2 separate regions of the Homo sapiens genome follow, and region 2 is linked to region 1. The links are chromatin loops, found by intact Hi-C in ENCODE. Cell type or tissue: CD14-positive monocyte. All regions are shown on one strand. Each heading gives the region's core, and the rest is flanking DNA. Links, peaks and the distances in the headings are about the cores only.

What was found. Peaks named below come from ENCODE experiments on the same cell type or tissue, not always from the same donor. Only the 100,000 strongest peaks of a DNase experiment are listed, where the experiment ranks them.
Region 2: it touches region 1 in a loop (3.0-fold over the local background); 1 of 110 quality-filtered maps calls a loop at or near these places.

Annotation. Positions count from the first base shown.
Region 1 is chrX:1,502,847-1,508,218 of GRCh38, forward strand. The region is part of intron 1 of P2RY8 (P2Y receptor family member 8); the gene reads right to left. Among named protein-coding and RNA genes, the nearest start is that of P2RY8, 32 kb to the right of the region's middle. In CD14-positive monocyte, for the core only: no CTCF peak of the experiment used is centred there; DNase peaks (open chromatin) are centred at 1,675, 2,415, 3,775 and 4,965; H3K4me3 peaks cover 1,174 bases; H3K27ac peaks cover 4,837 bases.
Region 2 is chrX:1,333,983-1,339,354 of GRCh38, forward strand. It overlaps IL3RA (interleukin 3 receptor subunit alpha), which reads left to right and starts at 2,803. Exons shown (of 12, transcript NM_002183.4): 1 at 2,803-2,944. It overlaps LOC101928032 (a long non-coding RNA gene), which reads right to left. Exons shown (of 8, transcript XR_007068376.1): 8 at 3,292-3,534. In CD14-positive monocyte, for the core only: no CTCF peak of the experiment used is centred there; DNase peaks (open chromatin) are centred at 359, 2,459 and 5,239; H3K4me3 peaks cover 1,976 bases; H3K27ac peaks cover 2,699 bases.

The DNA.
Region 1 (5,372 bases), core at 118-5,117:
CAGGGATGCCTGGAGCCCCCAGGAGCTGGGAGAGACAGGAAGGAGCCTCCGGAGGGAACTGGATCCAATTGTAATGGGTTGAACAGCGGATCCTGGAAAGATATGTCCATATCCTAGAGCCCAGAACCTGGAATGAGACCTTATTTGGAAATAAGAACTTTGCAGATTTAATGAGTTAAGGATCTCAAGATGAGATACTCCTGGATTAGGCTGGGCCCTAAATCCAATGACAGGTGCCCTGGTAAAAGACAGAAGAGGAGACGCAGACACAGAGGAGAAGGCCACGTGGAGACGGAGACAGAGCCTGGAATGACGCGGCCACAAGCCCAGGGATGCCTGGAGCCCCCAGGAGCTGGGAGAGACAGGAAGGACCCTCCCCTAGAGCTCCTTGAGGGAGCACGGACCTGAGACATTTTGATCTCAGACTTCTGGCCCCCGGAACTGTAAGAAAGTAAATTCCTGTTGTCGAACTCCCCAGTTTGTGGCATTTTTTGTGTCAGCCTCAGGGGACTCACAGAAATGGCTTTGTCTCTGCACCCCTAAAATAATTTTAATGTTACTACTGAACAAGTTTGAAAGATGCAGGCACTTTCTGACATGCCACGAGCTTTGTTACTTAAAATACAACTGCCAGCTGGGCGTAGTGGTTCACACCTGTCATCCCAGCACTTCGGGAGGCCAGGGCGAGCAGATCACCTGAGGTCAGGAGTTCGAGACCAGCCTGGCCAACGTGGTAAACCCCGTCTCTACTAAAAATACAAAAATTAGCCAGGTGTGGTGGCTCACACCTGTAATCCCAGCACTTTGGGAGGCCGAGGCGGGTGGATCATCTGAGGTCAGGAGTTCGAGAACAGCCTGGCCAATGTGGCAAAACCCCGTCTCTGCTAAAAATACAAAAATTAGCTGGGCATGGTGGCAGGCACCTGTAGTCCCAGCTAATCAGGAGGCTGAGGCAGGAGAATCACTTGAACCCGGGAGGCAGAGGTTGCAGTGAGCTGAGATCATGCCACTGTACTCCAGCCTGGGTGAGACTTAGTCTCAAACAAAACAAAAAACAAGAAAAACCAAACACAGCTGCTTTGTCGCTGTTCTGGAGGAACTGAATAGACTGTAATCATGTTGGTGTTTTACAGGCAATTATCCACTTAAATAACCTGTAAAGGAACTGTCTTTAAAGATTTGGGAATTCTGCTGGACGTGGTGGCTCACGCCTGTAATCCCAGCACTTTGGGAGGCCGAGGCGGGCGGATCATGAGGTCAGGAATTCGAGACCAGCCTGTCCAATATGATGAAACCCCGTCTCTACTAAAAATACAAAAATTAGCTGGGCGTAGTTGCAGGCGCCTGTAGTCCCAGCTACTCGGGAGGCTGAGGCAGGAGAATCGCTGGAACCCGGGAGGCGGAGGTTGCGGTGAGCCGAGATGGCGCCACTGCACTCCAGCCTGGGCAACAGACCAAGACTCTGTGTCAAAAAAAAAAAAAGATTTGGGAATTCCACATGCTTCTTTGCCCCCCTTGAAGCTTCTGTTTCAATCTTATTGCCTCCTGATGTGATGTAGACCTGGATTTGAAAGCCTTTTAGTGGTGACCCTGTCCACCTCATGACAGCAAAACAGTTCATGTGTTGAAATTTAAACATAGGTTTCACTTCCTGCTACCATAAGGATCCCACGTGCTGGAAACTTCCCTCTGTTGAAATGTTCTCTGTGGTCAAAACTGATCAGGCTGGGTGCAGTGGCTCATGCCTGTCATCCCAGCATTTTGGGAGTCTGAGGCAGGTGGATCACTTGAGGTTAGGAGTTTGAGACCAGCCTGGCCAACATGGTGAAATCCCATCTCTACTAAAAATACAAAATTAGGTCGGGTGTTGTGGCTCACGCCTGTAATCCCAGCACTTTGGGAGGCTGATGCGGGCGGATCACCTGAGGTCAGGAGTTCGAGGCCAGCCTGGCCAACATGCTGAAACCCTGTCTCTACTAATAATACAAAAATTAGCCGGGCATTGGCCAGGCGTGGTGGCTCACGCCTGTCATCCCAGCACTTTGGGAAGCCGAGGCGGGTGGATCACAAGGTCAGGAGATCGAGACCATCCTGGCTAACACGGTGAAACCCTGTCTCTACTAAAAAAAATACAAAAATAAATTAGCCGGGCGTGGTGGCAGGCGCCTGTAGTCCCAGCTACTTGGGAGGCTGAGGCAGGAGAATGGCGTGAACCCGGGAGGCAGAGGTTGCAGTGAGCCGAGATCGTACCACTGCACTCCAGCCTGGGTGACAGAGAGAGACTCTGTCTCAAAAAAAAAAAAAAAAGGAAGAAAATCTCATGCTCAACCTCAAATTGGAAACGTGAATCAGGGCGTCTCAGAGGACCTGAGCTGGGTTTCTGTGACTGACGTGGTACTCTGGCCACTTGCCCATCACAAAAACGGATGAGACTGTGGAAAGCAGATCTTTATCTTTCTGAGAAGGAAGCAACAGAGGGCCTCGTCACCGGCCTTTCCGTTGGCCTTGGCGTCTTAATGACCACAGATAGTGTCCATGGACTGAGTTTCCTCGTGGCCAGCAAGGACAGGGCTGAAAAATGGAACCACTCCACATGGAGGCACTGGATGAGTGTCTGCAGACAACTGAAGATGAAGCTAGGTGTCTCATCAACAATTTCAGAATATTATCCACTAGCTTCGGAAGATACAAAAAGCCTTCTGGGAGGCCGAGGCGGGTCGATCACCTGAGGTCAGGAGTTGGAGACCAGCCTGGCCAACATGGTGAAACTCCATCTCTACTCAAAATATAAAACTTAGCTGGGTGTGGTGGCGGGCGCCTGTCATCCCAGCTACTCGGGAGGCTGAGGCAGGAGAATCGCTTGAACCAGGGAGGCGGAGGTTGCAGTGAGCCGACATGGCGCCATTGCACTCCAGCTTGGGCGACAGAGCAAGACTGCGTCTCAAAAACAAACAAACAATAAAACACAAAAAACAAAAAACAAAAGAATCCAGGAGGAGGACTTGCAAGTAGAGTTTCCATTTCTACCCCTGTGTAAAATTCCTTGAGTATTGCATTTTTAAAAATCATTTCCCATTTCTAAACTTTGTAACAAAAGAATATCTTTTTTACATTGAACAAAGCATCTTAATTTCTTTCTTCTTTTTTTTTTTTTTTTTTTTTTTGACACAGAGTCACACTCCGTCACCCAGGCTGGAGTGCAGTGGCACAGTCTTGGCTCACTGCAAGCTCCGCCTCCCGGGTTCAAGTGATTCTCCTGCCTCAGCCTCCCTAGTAGCTGGGATTATAGGCACCCGCCACCACACCTGGCTAATTTTTGTATTTTTAGTAGAGACGGGGTTTTGCCATGTTGGCCAGGCTGGTCTCGAACTCCTGACCTTAGACGACCCGCCTGCCTGAGCCTCCCAAACTGCTGGGATGACGGGTGTGAGCCACCATGCCTGATGCTTAATTTCCTTCTTAAAACATGCTCCCCTGTGCCCTTCCCCTTCTAAGATGAGCCAGGAGGCTAATTGGGTAGACAAAAGAAGACAGAAGTTTGTGTCCTTCTAGACAGAACTGGTGTGGCCCACCAGGCTATAGATGGAGATGTCTCTTCTGAGAGAAGACTGCCTCTTTGTCCTTTCCATTGAGAAAATGCTTCCTTTTCAGCCCTGAGCTGGGGGTATCAGGAGTCCAGGAAAGAAAGAAGGCAGAGGAGAGAGAGAGGTGTTTGGATGTAAAGATGTATCTACCACGTTGACCAGAATCTTGACGACATCACCATGAGCTCCGTGACTCAGAGGGACCCTGGACATTTTGGACGTTTGTCACTTGCTGGCCACTTTCTTTCTTTCTTTTTTTTTTTTTGAGATGGAGTCTTGCTCTGTCGCCCAGGCTGGAGTGCAGTGGCGCAATCTTGGCTCACTACAACCTCTGCCTCCCTGGTTGAAGTGATTCTTCTGCCTCAGCCTCCCGAGTACCTGGGATTACAGGCACCCGCCACCACGCCCGGCTAATTTTTGTATTTTTAGTAGAGACGGGGTTTCACCGTGTTAGCCAGGATGGTCTCGATCTCCTGACCTCGTGATCCGCCCACCTAGGCCTCCCAAAGTGCTGGGATGACAGGCGTGAGCCACCGCGCCCGGCCACTTTCTGGCCATTTTCATTTCTGTAGGCAATGGACGGGTCCTAGGAGTCCATGGATTCAGGGGTCCTAGGAGCTGGCCACCAAGAATAACTCAGACCTGGTCAAGTCTCAAGGTATCAGGTCCCTGTTTGTTCAAATCGGAGTCCTCATGGGCCCCAAAGTTCCGTGGTCTACTGTTTCCAAAAGCCTCCCGAAGCCCTTGCGTACATGCAACACCCCCAGCTGCCTCTGAGCGAAGCAAGGAGGGTCTAAGTTCAGAGGCATGATCAGGGCAGGCGTCCTCACTTGCTCTCTCTGTGCGTGTCCAAGATGAAGTCCCCTAGATTTCACCGGACGAGATGAGACCTGACATTCCACATTGTCCTTGAACACCTGTCAGTCAGCACCCACTACTTCCTGAGTCCTGGAAATAGTCAACCTCATCTCTCGTTGGATGAGGAGTTGTCCCGGGAGACACGCCAGGACCCCACCCAAGCCTTCCTAGCTGAAAATCATCACTGAGCCAGAAAAGCTGTCGCTCATATCCCCGGTGACCGCCGACGGTGGTTCGGAGCTGGGGTAGCTCATGAGTCCCTGCAGTACTGGCGACATACCTGTTGTGTGGATTGCTAAACTGAGGCTCGGGGCCGTGACGGCACCCGGTCACAGCACCCGGCGGAGTCCCCACGTGCCGGCCCCTCCTGTTGGCGACGCGCGATTTCCGCCCCCCTGCCTGACTTCCCATGTCTCCCTGCCACATTCATGAGTAGCTTCATGTTGAGTTTGAGCCTGCTTCTGGGTACACTACCCCTGTGGTGACGGGAGGGAAAGTAAAGGTTTTTCTCACTTGACAGAAGAGGAAATTGAGGTTAGCTATTAGGTCATGGCATGGCCGTGGTCAGACCCACGGCTGATAACATGTAAAGGCACGCCTGAATCAAGCCAGCCCCGTCTGGCACTCAACACACACCCCACGTCTTTGCAGCCGGGCGGGACCAGGCGGGACCCACACCGCCATCCCTCAGGAGACCTCCCTGCCGCCTCCCCCACCTCTTTCACCCCGTATGGCGTGTGCCTGATGACCTCTCATCACGATGCCCCTGTCCCCCCGACGCCCTGTGGGTTTGGGGGAAAAATCCAGCAATGGCCTAGGGCAGGTCACATAAGATTCCTCACAACAGACTCTGATGTTCTGGCAGTATTGCTGAGTGTCTCTAAAACCATGGAAAGCCCCAGGGGCTGGCAGAGCTGCAGGCAGTCAGCT
Region 2 (5,372 bases), core at 302-5,301, 170 kb before region 1:
TGCAACCTCCACCTCCTGGGTTCAAGCGATTCTGCTGCCTCAGCCTCCTGAGTAGCTGGGATGACAGGCATGTACCACCGTGCCTGGGTCATTTTTGTATTTTTAGTAGAAATGGAGTTTCGCCATGTTGGTCAGGCTGGTCTTGAACCCCTGACCTCAGGTGATGCACCCACCTTGGCCTCCCACAGAGCTGGGATTACAGGCGTGAGCCACTGGGCCCCGCCCTGTATTTGGATTTTTGAGTGCACGAGGTGGCAGTGTCTGTAACCTGCACATTGCCTAAGAGTTAATTCTGTATCAAAACATCTTGTTTGTACGTTAAATATATCCAGTTAAAAAAAAATAAGGAAGCGGTTAGCCATGAGTTGACATCACATTTACAACCCCATCATTTCAAACTTCCTTTTCTGGGTGTGGTGACGGGCACCTGTCATCCCAGCTACTCGGGAGGCTGAGGCAGGAGAATCGCTTGAACCTGGGAGGCTCAGGTTGCGGAGAGCTGAGATCGCGCCACTGCACTCCAGCCTGGGTGATAGAGCAAGACTCCATCTCAGAAAAAAAAAAAAAAAAAAAAAAAAAAGATATCTTAGTGGTCAGGTGCGGTGGCTCACGCCTGTCATCCCACCACTTTGGGAGGCCAACGAGGGTGGATCACCTGAGGTCAGGAGTTCGAGACCATCTGGCCAACATGGTGAAACCCCGTCTCTAGTAAAAATTTAAAAATTAGCCGGGCGTGGTGGCAGGTGCCCGTAATCCCAGCTACTTGGGAGGCCGAGGCAGGAGAATCGCTTGAACCTGGGGCAGAGGTTGCAGGGAGCCGAGATCGCACCATTGCACTCCAGCCTGGATGACAGAGCAAGCAAAGCGAGACTCCGTCTCAAAGAAAAAAAAAAAAAAAAACAGGAGCCGGGCTGCAAGGTGGAGGCTCTGGGGAAGGGCTGAGGTTGGGGTGGAATTTGGGAAGGGTGCCGAGAACCAGAGAAGAGTTGATACATTCAGAGGGAAGGGAAGGGCTGTCTGGGAGTGCGCGTGCTGAGTAAACAGAAATAACAGATTTCAGCGTTGGAAAGAGAAGCCCGGGACAGGTTGGTGAGTGCCCCATTCAGGGCTGGACTTTACTAAGGGTTTTTGTTTGTTTGTTTTCTGTTGAGACAGAGTTTGCTCTTGTCACCAGGCTGGAGTGCAGTGGTGTGATCTCGGCTCACTGTGACCTCCGCCTGCCGGGTTTAAGTGATTCTCCTGCCTCAGCCTTGGGAGAAGCTGGGATTACAGGCACCTGCCACCACGCCTGGCTAATTTTTAAATTTTTACTAGAGACGGGGTTTCACCATGTTGTCCAGGCTGATCTTGAACTCCTGCCCTCAGGTGATCTACCCGCCTCAGCCTCCCAAAGTGCTGGGATGACAGGTGCGAGCCACCGCGCCTGACCACTAAGATTTTTTTTTTTTTTTTTGAGACGGAGTCTCGTTCTATTTCCCAGGCTGGAGTGCAGTGGCGCCATCCTGGCTCACTGTAACCTCCGCCTCCCAGGTTCAAATGATTCTCCTGCCTCAGCCTCCGGAGAAGCTGGGATTATAGGCACCCACCACCACGCCTGGCTAACTTTTTTCTTTTTACTAGAGACGGGGTTTCACCATGTTGGTCAGAATGGTCTCGAACTCCTGACCTCAGGGTGATCCACCCTCCTCGGCCTCCCAAAGTGCTGGGATGACAGGTGTGAACCACCGCACCTGACCACTAAGATATCTTTTTTTTTTTTTTTTTGAGACGGAGTCTTGCTCTATCACCCAGGCTGGAGGGCACTGGCGCCATCCTGGCTCACTGTAACCTCTCTCCCAGGTTCAAACTATTCTCCTGCCTCAGCCTCCAGAGAAGCTGGGATTACAGGCACCTGCCACCACGCCTGGCTAATTTTTAAATTTTTACTAGAGACGGGCTTCCACCATGTTGGCCAGATGGTCTCAAACTCCTGACCTCAGGTGATCCGCCCTCATCGGCCTCCCAAAGTGCTGGGATGACAGGTGTGAGCCACCACCCCTGACCACTAAGATATCTTTTTTTTTTTTTTGAGACCGAGTCTTGCTCTGTCGCCCAGGCTGGAGTGCAGTGGCGCGATCTCGGTTCACTGTAACCTCCTCCGCCTCCCAGGTTCAAGCGATTCTCCTGTCTCAGCCTCCCGAGTAGCTGGGATTACAGGTGCTCACCACCACGCTGGGCTAATTTTTGTATTTTTAATAGAGACGGGGTTTCACCATGTTGGCCAGGCTGGTCTCAATCTCTTGACCTCAAGTGATCTGCCCGCCTCGGCCTCCCAAAGTGCTGGGATGACAGGCGTGAGCCACCGCACCCGGCCACTAACATATCTTTAATAAGATCTGTCATCTGAGACCGGGGGCCACCTCCCTGTCTGGGTGCTGTTTCCCACGAGACAGGGAGGAAACACAGGCAGGAGCCCCTGGACACCAGCGTTCACGCCTCCAAGGCTGAATTTACTATGTCAGGAAGTTGCCCAACCCTGCCTGTATAGCCAGCAAGAATTCTAATTATAGCAAACAGAAACACTTGCAGAAAAAAAAAAAAATGAGAACGGGAACATGATAATTTTCAAAGAAAGAGTCTTTCTTTCAAGGAAAGTCAGGTTCATGGTTACGAAGCTGCTGACCCCAGGATCCCAGCCCGTGGGAGAGAAGGGGGTCTCTGACAGCCCCCACCCCTCCCCACTGCCAGATCCTTATTGGGTCTGAGTTTCAGGGGTGGGGCCCCAGCTGGAGGTTATAAAACAGCTCAATCGGGGAGTACAACCTTCGGTTTCTCTTCGGGGAAAGCTGCTTTCAGCGCACACGGGAAGATATCAGAAACATCCTAGGATCAGGACACCCCAGATCTTCTCAACTGGAACCACGAAGGCTGTTTCTTCCACACAGTACTTTGATCTCCATTTAAGGTAAGGTCCCCCCTCCAGGGTGGGATGAGGGAAAAAGAGGGCAGGCAGGGGAGGCGGTGGACTGTGGGTTCCCAAATCCAAGCTGGCAGACACGGGGCATTGGCATGTAACAGGTTTCTGCTGAGACCTGCTGTCCGTGTGGGCACCACACCACACATAGAATGACCCGGTACCAGAGAAGTATGTTTGCGATCTCATTCACCCTTTTGTAAGTGGATCGGACGCTGAAGCCATCATAGCATGTTAGATGCCTTGGGTTTATAAAGGTGATAGCATTAGGAGTAATTTGACAGTGCTTTCTGCTTTTTCTGTGTGCTTGCTAGAAAATGTACACACCTACACATGGCTAGAGTTCTCTGTTTATTAGAAAGCGCTGGTTCAGTTAGTCAATGAGCTCACGCCCAGGGCGAGCTGACTGCCAGCCGGGGAGCCGCTTTTGGGGCTGGGACCCCAGCCTGCTTGTAGTGTTTCTCAGTGGTTTTCAAAGGCTGGCGGGACTCAGAATGTTCCAGATGGCTGGTGAAACCTCAGGTCCCTCCTAGCAGCTTTATTCACAGTAGCCAAGAGGTGGAGACAGCCCTCGTACCCATCTATAGATGAATGGAAAAATATAATGTCCATCCACACAGTGGAATATTACGCAGCCATGAAAAGGAACAAGCAGCTTTATTCACAATAGCCAAGAGGTGGAGACAGCCCTCATACCCATCTATAGACGAATGGATAAATATAATGTGGTCCAGCCACACGGTGGAATATTACACAGCCATGAAAAGGAACAAGCAGCTTTATTCACAATAGCCAAGAGGTGGAGACAGCCCTCATACCCATCTATAGACGAATGGATAAATATAATGTGGTCCAGCCACACAGTGGAATATTACACAGCCATGAAAAGGAACAAGCAGCTTTATTCACAATAGCCAAGAGGTGGAGACAGCCCTCATACCCATCTATAGATGAATGGAGAAATATAATGTGGTCCAGCCACACAGTGGAATATTATACAGCCATGAAAAGGAACAAGCAGCTTTATTCACAATAGCCAAGAGGTGGAGACAGCCCTCGTACCCATCTATAGATGAATGGAGAAATATAATGTGGTCCAGACACACAGTGGAATATTATACAGCCATGAAAAGGAACAAGCAGCTTTATTCACAATAGCCAAGAGGTGGAGACAGCCCTCATACCCCCATCTATAGATGAAGGGAGAAATATAATGTCCATCCACACAGTGGAATATTACACAGCCATGAAAAGGAACAAGCAGCTTTATTCACAATAGCCAAGAGGTGGAGACAGCCCTCATACCCATCTATAGATGAATGGAAAAATATAATGTCCATCCACACAGTGGAATATTACACAGCCATGAAAAGGAACAAGCAGCTTTATTCACAATAGCCAAGAGGTGGAGACAGCCCTCATACCCCATCTATAGATGAATGGAGAAATATAATGTGGTCCAGCCACACGGTGGAATATTACACAGCCATGAAAAGGAATAAGCAGCTTTATTCACACTAGCCAAGAGGTGGAGAGAGTCCTCATACCCATCTATAGATGAATGGAGAAATATAATGTGGTCCAGCCACACGGTGGAATATTACACAGCCATGAAAAGGAACGAGGCTCTGCCACAGGTGGCAATGTGGGTGAATGCTGAGGACATCATGCTTCCTGAGAGAGGCCAGATACAAAAAGATACATAGTGTCTGTATGATTCCATTTATTCCCTATGTCCAGATACAGGCAAATCCACAGAGACAGAAAGTGGATGAGTGGTTGCCACAGGCTGGGGAAGAGGAAGGACGGGTCTTTAATGGGTCTGGAGTCTCCTTTTGGGGTCGTGACAATGTTCTAGAAGATAGAAGTGGTGGTTTTTTTTGAGACAGAGTCTCGCTCTGTCGCCCAGGCTGGAGTGCAGTGGCGCGATCTCAGCTCACTGCAACCTCCACCTCCCGGGTTCAAGCAATTCTCCTGCCTCAGCCTCCTGAGTAGCTGGGACTACAGGCACCCGCAACTACGCCTGGCTAATTTTTGTATGTTTAGTAGAGACTTTGTATGTTTAGTAGAGTAGTAGAGATTTTGTATGTTTAGTATGTTTTGTATGTTGGTCAGGCTGGTCTCGAACTCCTGACCTCAAGCAATCCACCCCCCTCAGCCTCCCAAAGTGCTGGGATTATAGGCGTGAGCCACCGCGCCTGGCCAATGAAAATATTAATCAATAAATGTTAAGAGCACAGATTTCCCAACGTTCTGACTCAGGCATCTTCCTGGACCACAGCCCCTACAGGCAAGTGTGACTGTGTGTGGTGAGCCCATGAGCTGAACACAGGCTCTGTCCGAAAGGAGACTCTAGAGATTGCCTGTTGCCTTGGAGGTGGGCTGCGGTCCCTCTGCCCAGGCAGGAAGGGGCTCCGAG